Linked DNA regions of Homo sapiens: region 1 is linked to region 2. Evidence: read pairs that join two places in POLR2A ChIA-PET (ENCODE). Cell type or tissue: OCI-LY7. All regions are shown on one strand. Links, peaks and the distances in the headings refer to the core of each region. The heading gives the core; the rest is flanking DNA.

Region 1 (5,382 bases), core at 161-5,160, 180 kb before region 2:
ATGACTTAAGAAGGGAATTTATTGGCTCATAACTGAGGCATGCAGGATAAGATAAGGCACAGTTGATTGGCCGTGACTGAGTCACATGCCCAGCCTTGGAGTTGGGGGTTGCTATGGTTTGAGTGTTTTTGTCCCCTCTGAGAATCATGTTAAAACTTAATTCCCAATGCAACAACGTTGGGAGTTGGGCCTAATGGGAGATGTTTAGGTCATGAGGGATCCACTCTCTTGAATGGATTAGTACCACCATAAAAAGGCCTGGTGGGAGCGGGTTCACCCTCCTCTGCTCTTCTGCCATGTAAGGTACAGTGTTCCTGGCCTCCAGAGGATGCTGCATTGGAGGCACCATTTTGCAGCAGAGATGGGGCCCTTAGCAGACACTAAACCTGCCATACCTTGATCTTGGACTTCCCAGCCTTCAAATATTTATATTCTCAGTCTGTTCTTTATAAATTACCTAGTCTCTGGTATACTGTTATAGCAACACGAAACAGACTAAGATAGGGGTAGAGTCAGTACCATCTAAAACCAGTGCTTTTCTTTTTTTTTTTTTTTTTTCTTTTGAGGCGGAGTCTCGCTCTGTCGCCCAGGCTGGCGTGCAGTGGCACAATCTCGGCTCACTGCAAGCTCCGCCTCCCGGGTTCACGCTATTCTCCTGCCTCAGCCTCCTGAGTAGCTGGGACTACAGGCCCCCACCACCGTGCCCGGCTAATTTTTTGTATTTTTAGTAGAGACGGGGTTTCACCGTGGTCTCAATCTCCTGACCTCATGATCCGCCTGCCTCGGCCTCCCAAAGTGCTGGGATCACAGGCTTGAGCCACCGCACCTGGCCAAACCAGTGCTTTTCAAATCATCTATGGTAAATGTATTAGTCTGTTGTCACGCTGCTAATAAAGACATACCTGAGACTGGGTAATTTATAAAGGAAAGAGGTTTAATTGACTCACAGTTCCACATGATTGGGGAGACCTCACAATTATGGCAGAAGGTGAATGAGAAGCAAAGTCACATCTCACATGGCAGCAGGCAAGAGAGCTTGTGCAGGGGAACTCCCCTTTATAAAACCATCAGATCTTGTGAGACTTATTCACTATCATGAGACCAGCACGCGAAAGACTCGCCCCAGGATTCAGTTACCTCCCACCCTGTCCGTCCCACAACACATGGGAATTATGGGAGCTACAATTCAAGATGAGATTTCGGTGGGGACACAGCCAAACCATATCAGTAAAGGACTGTTATTTTTAATTTCCAAGTACAGACTGATGACTCTGTTCAACAGGATGAGTTCACTGATCTTCTCTTAGTTTTTGTGGCATAAAAGTTTCTAAATGCTTACCTGAAGTTTGTCTCAAATTGGTAACAAGAATAGTGGCCCATCCATCACCAGGAGACCACATTTTAATAAGCACTTCTCTAAACCACATGGTCTAAGAAAGAGATGGCTGCTTTCCCGGAAGACAGTCTAGGGAAGGTACCACCAGAAGAGAGGCAAGAGAATACTGAGTGCTGGAAAGTTCCCCACCGCAATGATCAACTCCATTAATCTTTCTTTTGGAGAGGCCTCATCTTTGTGTTCAGGAAATTGTCAGGTTCTGGATCACCTTAATGGGGTAAGATGAGAATTTCCCACATCCCTTTTGATTTTAAGGATTGGAGACTCTTTAATCTTTTCTACTTAGTAGCACTCTGTTTCCCTTCTCTTTCTAGCCAGGTTTGGGTTAGTAAGAGGCCTCGGCCTTATTAGCCACCTATTTCCTAGAGAGGCAAGCAGTCTATCTAAGGAGACCTAACAGGCAAGGGCTGCAAATGCCACTCTACAGAAGGAAGCTCAAAAAAGATGATGGGGAAAGGGGAATCAATCGCTTGTGTTTTTAGATACCACTCAGGGCAGGGCAGACATAACATGTCTTCTTAGCAGAACAACTTTCTGTACTGGTTAAGGCATCTGAGGAAGCTGGCCATTCAGAACCAGGCTTTTTTCTTTTCGTCAGAGTCTCGCTCTGTCGCCCAGGCTGGAGTGCAGTGGTACAATCTTCGCTCAGTGCAACCTCCGCTTCCTGGTTCAAGCAATTCTCCTGCCTCAGCCTCCCAAGTAGCTGGGATTGCAGGCATCTGCCACCACACCCGGCTAATCTTTTTTTTTTTTTTTTTTTTTTTTTTAAATTTAGCAGAGACGGGGTTTCGCTATGTTGGTCAGGCTGGTCTCAAACTCCTGACCTCAGGTGATCCACCCACCTCGGCCTCCGAAAGTGCTGGGATTACAGGCGTGAGCCACCATGCCCAGCCAGAACCAGGCATTTTAAAGTGGTCGAGGCAGACTAATTTGTTGAGAAGGGAGACGAGAAAATGTTGGCCCTACATGACAGTGAGACACCCTAGGATCTGTACTTCCAGCTTGCCCTTTACAGCAGGCCATACTATTCAGAGGCTATTCCTGCATGCTCAGCAAACAGTTCAACTGGTAGGAAGGGAACTTGTAGCAGATTCTGTATGGCCTGACTGACTTGCCAAAGAGGAAAACCCAACTGCTGGCTGCACTAGTGGGCCTTGGGGTTAGTGAAGCATAGAAACTTAAGCCGGAGCCATCTGGATGGGCGTTTGTTGTGGTTACGGCAAAAGTTCCGTGCATGCAGTTGTACGAGTCACAGACACAGCTATTTATGCTACAATCGTGTAATTTCAGCAAACAAATATAAAACTTGTTCTTGCAGGGCAACACACTTTGTTCCCTAGAAAGCGTGTTATAGCTTATATATGTTAAACGTTAAGAATTTAGTGTTGTTACAATTAATTAAACATGTAATGAAAACCTCCACCCAAGGGTAAGATCTTCAGCTGAGTTCAAAAAAATATGTTTATTAAAAATGGGCATATTAGGGAGGGGGACAAGGCTTGCCTTTCCCCTCCCCACGCTTCTTTCTTAACTCCTGTGGATTCTAATGGCATAGCTTGTTTTGTGCCTGGTGACCTGTACTATTGTACTGAATGCAGGTCCTTTGTCTGGCAGGAAAAAAAAAAAATCTTGTGCACGACAAGCCAGTTTCCTAATGAAAGAGTTGTTATTTGGGAGAGGAGATGAGGTTATTTTGGAGGAACGCAGGCCTTTGAAAGATGTGGTTAGAGAGGTTCATAAAGAAACGAAAATCTGCAGCTGTCCCTGGGCTTAAATAGCCCTCTAGGGAGCCGTACGACCAGCACAGGGACATTCTAATGAATCCTTTATTCCTTCAGAATGCCTGTCTGGGGAGGTGGAAACAAGTGTGGGGCCTGTGGGAGGACCGTGTACCACGCAGAAGAGGTGCAGTGTGATGGCAGGAGCTTCCACCGCTGCTGCTTTCTCTGCAGTAAGTAGCTCTCCATGCTCCACCTTTGACGGAATTTGTATGTACAGAGCTTCAATATGTCTATTTAAGGAAAAATTGTGGTTTTGCCAACAAAGATCATTTTGAAAGCACGAATGGTTTTTACCTGTCTTCTTAGATGTTGTAAATGCCAAGCCTAGCAGCGAAGACAGGAGGGGTGGCCCAAGACACCCAGCCTCCCTTTGTGTCCCCATAGCTTTTGGCCTCCATTTTGGCCTTTATTTTGTTAACACATCTGCCTCCCCCACCTCACTGAGTGCTGGGTGTCACTTATGTGGTCTGGCACCTAGCACAGTTTCTGGCACATTACAAGGGCTTAGCTCCCATTTTTGAGTAAATGATTGCTCCTCATCCACCCCAGCTTTCTCTTTCTCAGGTTCCCTTTAATGACAACAAAGTCTTCGGTTTTAAAACTGTAGAGTAGCAACTTAAAGCACTTCATTAATCATCTTCTGATTTAATGACAGAATTTTCTTTAATGAATGATTATGTCAGGTAAACCCACCCATACGGGCAGATGTTTGCCTTATCAATAGTATTGTACAGGGAAAATTCCTACAGAAAACCATAGGTTAAAAATAGGTTACATTGAGAAATAATCTTCAGGAAAAGACTTCTTTCTCAAATTTGAATTGTCCTTTTCCCTCATTGGAGCCAGCATTCAAGGTATCTGGACCTCTTTAATAGCATAACTAAACTGCTTTGCAGACAACCAGAAGCAGACAACAGAAAGTTGCAGTTACAAAAAAATAAAAATACTACATAGGAATGTTCACTATGTATGCCTTCCTCAGAAGACTTGGTTTAACCATTGCTTTTAGAAGTTACTTTTTTAAAAAAGGAATCTATTTTTCAGCAGGCTTGTAACCAAGAAAGTATGGAAACAGAATGCAAATACTTTAGAAATTGCTCTCAGTTTCATCTGTCTAGGTTAAGCCACAATGTCTACACCATAGTAACATATGCGTGTATGCTGTTGACATTTGTTTTACTAAATGTCAAGTTCTCTACTGGTCATTTCTACGAATCCTTTCTAATATCTGTCTCTGCTGACTAATGCCTTTTAAGGAAATAATTCAGAGTAGTTTGCAGACCTATGAGAATTTTACTGCAGAGAACAGCATGAGGACTGGGGAAGAAAGGGGTGGTTATATAGTAACACTTTCATATACCTACACTTGTTTTGGTTCATACAGGTTTTTCAAAACAGTATTTACATTTATTCTCTCTGTTAAGGGTAGTTGTCCTTCAGCAGTGCATGGTGTTAGGTTAACTATGGTTTAAGATATAGTTATCTTTAGGCACATGTATTTCAGCACTTGAGCCTCAACAGTTAGATTCCAGAGTAGATGCCATTTCATTCTACCATAGAAGACTTTAGTTTAAGATAATAGACTAAATTTTAAACCAGCCAGCTAGTCCTGCTTCCCTCCCCTCCTCTTTGCTGTCCTTCCTTTTGTCCTCCTTCCTTTTTATTCAACCCCCCCCCTTTTATTTTTCTTACTTTTAATTTTTATGGGTACATAGTAGGTATATATATTTATGGGGTACATGAGATGTTTTGCTACAGGCATACAATGTATGTTAATCACATCATCTTAAATGGGGTATCCATTACCTCAAGCATTTATTATTTTTTTGTTACCAACATTCCAGTTAATACTGTCTTATTTTTAAATGTACAATGATTGTTGACAGTAATCATCCTGTTGTGCTATCAAATACTAGATCTTATTCATTCTAACTATATTTTTACACCCATTAACTCTCCTCACTTCCTTCCCGACACCCTACCCTTCCGAGCTTCTGGTAACCATCATTCTACTCTGAATCATCATACAATTGTCTTTTAAATAAGGGGAAGAAATTCTGATCTTTGATTTCCAGCTGCCAGATTGTGCTACCAGTGAGTTTCCTCACAATTTACTTTTTTCTCAAGCTTAATTGAAGTTTTAGAAAATGAAATAATGTCTGGATGAAACTCGATGACATTTGGCAGTTTTATGAAGTGGGACAC
Region 2 (5,382 bases), core at 94-5,093:
CCCTCGACTAGCCAAAAAATTCCCCTCTGGAGGACACCACAACTGCAGGGCCCCTTCTTTGCCCCTAATCAGCAAAAAGTAGCCAGAATGACCGCTGCCCAGTTCCCAACAGCAGTTGGGGTGTCCTGTCTAGAGCGAGGACTGAGAGGAGGGACCAGCCGGGCTTCCTGGGTCCTGCAGGGGCTCAGAAAGTTGTGAAACTCATTCATTTCCTGCATCAGGACTTCCTTCTGTCCTGGATGAATAATATTGAAAACATATGCTTAAAATATTCCTAACACCAGGATTTGTACATGTGTTTTCTTCCCCCAAGAAAGCTATAAACAGTGAAAATTTTGCTATAAGCTTCCCTGTGTCCTCTCTCCCTGTCTCCCTTCCCTCTCCCCTGAAACTAAAAGGAATGTTAACTGACCATTTCTCTGTGACCAGTGGACCTCATCTATGCTCCCAATTCCAATTCCTTGTAAACATACTTTGTAAAGTCCTGTAAATTCCCGTCTCCTTTGTCATGCCACTGCAAGGTCATAAAGTAGATAAAACCTAAGTTACAATTCCGATATTCCTCAAAATCTAAGACATGTCACAAAATAATTTACTGCCTTTGTTTCTTGCTCTGGTAACATCTTCCCTCTGCACGTATTTCCTGCCTTAAAGAGTTTAAAAGGCAACTGCATAATCTAACTCTGGCTACCCGCTGGGGACCCCTTCCATGCTGTGGAAGCTTTGTACTGTCACTCTGCTCAATAAAGCCTGCAGCTTTTTTTCTCTTGGTCAGTGTCTCCATCATTCACCACAGGCAGCCGCCGCACCAATTCTTTGGTGTGGCTAAAGCAAGAACCTTTGGCGTTGCCGGGCGCGGTGGCTCACGCCTGTAATCCCAGCACTTTGGGAGGCCGAGGCAGGCGGATCACGAGGTCAGGAAATCGAGACCATCCTGGCTAACACGGTGAAACCCCGTCTCTACTAAAAAATACAAAAAAAAATTAGCCGGGCGTGGTAGCGGGCGCCTGCAGTCCCAGCTACTCGGGAGGCTGAGGCAGGAGAATGGTGTGAACCCAGGAGGTGGAGCTTGCAGTGAGCTGAGATCGCACCACTGCACTCCAGCCTGGGCGACAGAGCGAGACTCCGTCTCAAAAACAAAAAACAAAAAACAAACAAACAAAAGAACCTTTGGCGTTACACACTCAGTACACTTTTTCTGCCTCACCCAGTGGTCGTTTATTTACATGCCTTATCTCCCCCACTAGACTGTTGTTACTACTTTTATTTTTTTAGATTGGGGGTTTTGCTGTGTTACCTAGGCTGGAGAGCAGTGATGCAGTCCTGGTTCCCTGCAGCTTCCAACTCCTGGGCTCAAGTGATCCTCTCACCTCAGCCTCTTGTGTCACTGGGATTACAGGTGTGAACCACCACACCCAGCATGTTTTTACTACTTTTAGGGAAAAGGACTGTGTCTCATTCTTTCTCAGTAGTGCTTTTTATTATAGTATGAGCACAATTTAAAAAAATACTGATTTAAACTCTTTTCTCTTTTTTAATTCTGGCTACAGATGTTTCTGAGAACATCAAACTACATAAAAGCATTTTCTCTTAGCACTGCGAAGATATCCATTCATCCAACAACTAAAACAACAATGAAAATTCACAATCCACTGGCATAGCAAGCCATAAACAAACCATAATAATGCCAGGAATTGTAGTACGTTTATGAATAAAGTATGAAGGTAGGGCTGGAGACAGTGACTAACTCATCTTAGAAAAGTCAAAGACAGCTGGACAAAGTGACATTTTAGAGTGTTAAGTTGAAGAGATGGAGAAAGATTTCTTGGCATAGAAAACAACATAAGAAAAGGCAAGGGATTGTGCCTTGGGCAACAGACATTTAGGAAAAACAAAAATCTCTGAGCGGCAGGAGGCTTCTCATATGTCTTCAACGCTTCAACTAATAACCCTTGTTGAGTGATATTTTGTCAAGTAAAATCAAAATGGAATTAGAAAAACATGGAATTTGTTCTTAATAAGCTAAAAATCTACTAATGATCTTGAATCAAATGGGGATCTTCCATTCTATAAAATCCTCATATTTCTACATTGATTGCACCACATATTTAACTGGGTATGTGCTCTCTGGTGATGAAAGGTATTTGACCAGCAGCCGAAGGGCTTACCACATCTAGAGAATTCCTTCTCTCTTCTTTCCAGCATGAATTCTCTGGTGTCATGTAAACCTAGAATTGAAAGTCGTCCAATATTCATTACATTCATAATATTTCACTCCTGTATGATTTCCATAATCAAGACCTGATTTTTGATTGAAATATTTTTCCACTCTCATTATATGAATGTGGTCACTGCCCTAAATGAACTCCTTGATGTCTGATTTGAACCAATAAAGAATAAATATACAAAGAGGCATTTGGAGGGAGTTATGTTTGCCAGGGCATACATATTGTGATTCAATATGTTTCTTAGTTCCTTTGATGTCTTTTTCTTCACTGTGGTGGTCTGCTTCTTAAACTAGTTAATCTTACACGAGAGTCTACACAAATCATGCTGGTACTAAAGTGAAGTCAAATGCAGGACTATGGAGAGGCTTCGGCATCCCTTTCTTTTAGCTGTTGCAACCCCTTTCAGGGTATAGAGCTTGATGACCAGAGCATGGGCTCTACCTCAGCCTCCACTTCCATCCTGCCAGGCCTGGTGCCCTTGTGCAGGCCACAACCTGTACACCTACCCACGTGGGCCTAGAGAGTATATGAAGAAGGCCTTTGAGTATCACCCACAACTACTTACTGTAGCCAATCAAATCATGCTCCTGAGAAAGAACTTTGAAAAACTCAACCTTGACCAGGCACGGTGGCTCACGCCTGTAATCCCAGCACTTTGGGAGGCCAAGGCAGGCAGATCGCAAGGTCAGGAGATTGAGACCATCCTGGCTAACATGGTGAAACCCCGTCTCTACTAAAAATACAAAAAATTAGCCGGGTGTGGTGGCAGGCGCCTGTAGTCCCAGCTACTCGGGAGGCTGAGGCAGGAGAATGGTGTGAACCGGGGAGGCGGAGCTTGCAGTGAGCCAAAAAAAAAAGAAAAACTCAACCTTTCCTAAGTTAATCAAAACATTGTCATTGCTGATGTAATACAGACAGAAACTATGATCCAGAGACATTCTGAAATAAGTATGTTTTCAGCCCACAATTTCTACTGTTCCTGTAATTTGGTTTTCCATGCTAATCCCACTTTCTAGATTCTAGGGTATAGAACTTAAAAAAAAAACATTCGAGAGTTCACTGAAGATAAAATGAAGACCTCAAAAATAATTGGGCACGTTATGTGGCTTAGTAAAAGAAGAAAATGTGACATCAGGAAAGCAGTTTGGAGATTTCACAAAAGACTTAAAAACACAGCTACCATTCAACCCAGTAATCCCATTAATGAGTATATACCCAAAAGAAAACAAATTGTTTCACCAAAAAGACATGTGCACTTGTATGTTCATTGTAGCACTATTCACAGTAGCAAAGCCATGAAATCAACTTAAGTACCTGTCAACAGTGGATCAGATAAAGAAACTGTGGTACATATACACCGTGGAACACTACATACCCAAAAAAAGAATGGAATTGTGTCCTTTGCAGCTGGACACAATTTCATTCTTTTCATGTATGCCACTGGAGGCCATAAGTCTTAGTGGATGAATACAAAAACAAAACCAAATACCACATGCTCTCACTAATAAGTGGGAGCTAAACACTGAGCACATGTGCACACAAGGAAAGGAATAATAGACACTGCAAACTAGTAGGTGGGGACAGAGGAAGGAAGGGAAGGGGTGGAAAAAACTACTTATTGGGTACTATGCTGTCTGTCTGGGTAAAGGGATCCATACTCCAAACCTCACCATCATGCAATATACCCATATAACAAACCTGCACATGTAACCCTTGTATCAAAATAAAAGTTAAAAACATTGTTTTTAAAAAGAAGAAAAGGCCAGAGGTAGTAGGTCATGCCTGTTATCCCAGCACTTTGGGAGGATGAGGCAGGTGAATTGCTTGAGCCCAAGAGCCTGAGACTAGCCTGCGCAACATGACAAAACCATGTCTCTACAAAAAATACTAAAAATTAGCCAGGCATGGCAGTGCATGCCTCTAGTCCCAGCTACCTGGGAGGCTAAGGTAGGAGGGTCACCTGAGTCCAGGTGGTTGAGGCTGCACTGCACCATGATCGCGCCACTACACTCCAGCCTAGGTGACAGAGCAAGACCCTGTCTCAGCTACAACAACAACAGAAATAAAGAAAGAAAGAAAGAAAAAAGAACATGTGACACCAGATAGTCAGTATTATTTTTTGGACTATGTTGCAGTGACCTAAGACAAAAAACTCAGCCTTCTGATCTTCCTGCAATCAGCCAATATCTATAGGCCACTTTACTTGAGAGGGCCCCCTGTTGGAGTACTCATGCTATGAGACTCTCCAGTATGAAGAAAAAATAATTTAAATTCTAGTTTCAGCTTTCGTACCAATGGTCAAATATTAAATATTTTAACTTTTGTGGGCCTCTATTTCCTTAAGCTTAAAGTAGATGATCACCGCAGTGCTTTCTAGTTGTAAAATGATGCTCACAGACAAAACTTTGTTATAAAAGTATTGACCCTCTGTCTTTATTACGTACGTGCAACTTCCTCCCAAAAAGGACAGTTGCAACAGGAGAGACACATATCATAACTTGGACTCTTCCTATAATTATAGAAATGAAAGATATTTAATGGATATCCCAGCATTAGACATTTTCTCATAGAGATCTATCATCCATGTAAAAATGTTTGTCAAATATAAAGGGGGCAAATGTTACAATATATGTATTTTCTCAAAAATGACAAAAGCAAAACTAAAACAGTGCCTTTCCAAAAAAGAAAATGCAGCCAAATTTATCTCCCCATGAGGAGAAATAAGGAATAAAGAGTAATGAGATTCCCTGAAACATTACCAGACATGCTGTTAAATATGAAAAGTCACGCCCTCCAGTCAGAGCAGCTTTGTGGTAAGCTCATTGTAATTTTCCATCTCATATTTCTTGGAGGGCTGGCAGTAAGTATTTCCTGATGGTTTTCCTTCTTCCTTTACATATTTAAGGCTATTTCTATCCACTATGAATACATTCATGTATATTTTTCTTATTAAAAATGTTCCCCTGTTTTTTAGCCAGCTTTTCCAACCAGGCTTCAGGCAGAACTTGAATGTGGAAATCGTTTGTCTCCGTACTGCTCCTTTTGACATGGAAAAGGAACTCTCTTCTCTCTGAAATTGCTCTCCAATCATTCCCCCTTTTCCTTTCCTCACACAAAACTGTGAAGAAAAGGAAAGAATTGCAGTCATTTTGGA

Evidence for each region. ChIA-PET counts read pairs that join two places held together with the same protein. Peaks named below come from ENCODE experiments on the same cell type or tissue, not always from the same donor. Only the 100,000 strongest peaks of a DNase experiment are listed, where the experiment ranks them.
Region 1: POLR2A ChIA-PET joins it to region 2 with 7 read pairs; 2 of 35 experiments call an interaction of 5 or more read pairs at or near these places.

Annotation. Positions count from the first base shown.
Region 1 is chr12:76,864,114-76,869,495 of GRCh38, reverse strand. CSRP2 (cysteine and glycine rich protein 2) reads left to right here. Exons shown (of 6, transcript NM_001321.3): 2 at 3,235-3,347. The coding sequence starts at 3,236. Among named protein-coding and RNA genes, the nearest start is that of CSRP2, 12 kb to the left of the region's middle. RefSeq lists a silencer at 4,240-4,349. In OCI-LY7, for the core only: no CTCF peak of the experiment used is centred there; DNase peaks (open chromatin) are centred at 2,565 and 3,275; H3K4me3 peaks cover 749 bases; H3K27ac peaks cover 1,841 bases.
Region 2 is chr12:76,687,892-76,693,273 of GRCh38, reverse strand. No RefSeq gene overlaps it. Among named protein-coding and RNA genes, the nearest start is that of ZDHHC17, 74 kb to the left of the region's middle. In OCI-LY7, for the core only: a CTCF peak has its summit at 4,449; no DNase peak of the experiment used is centred there.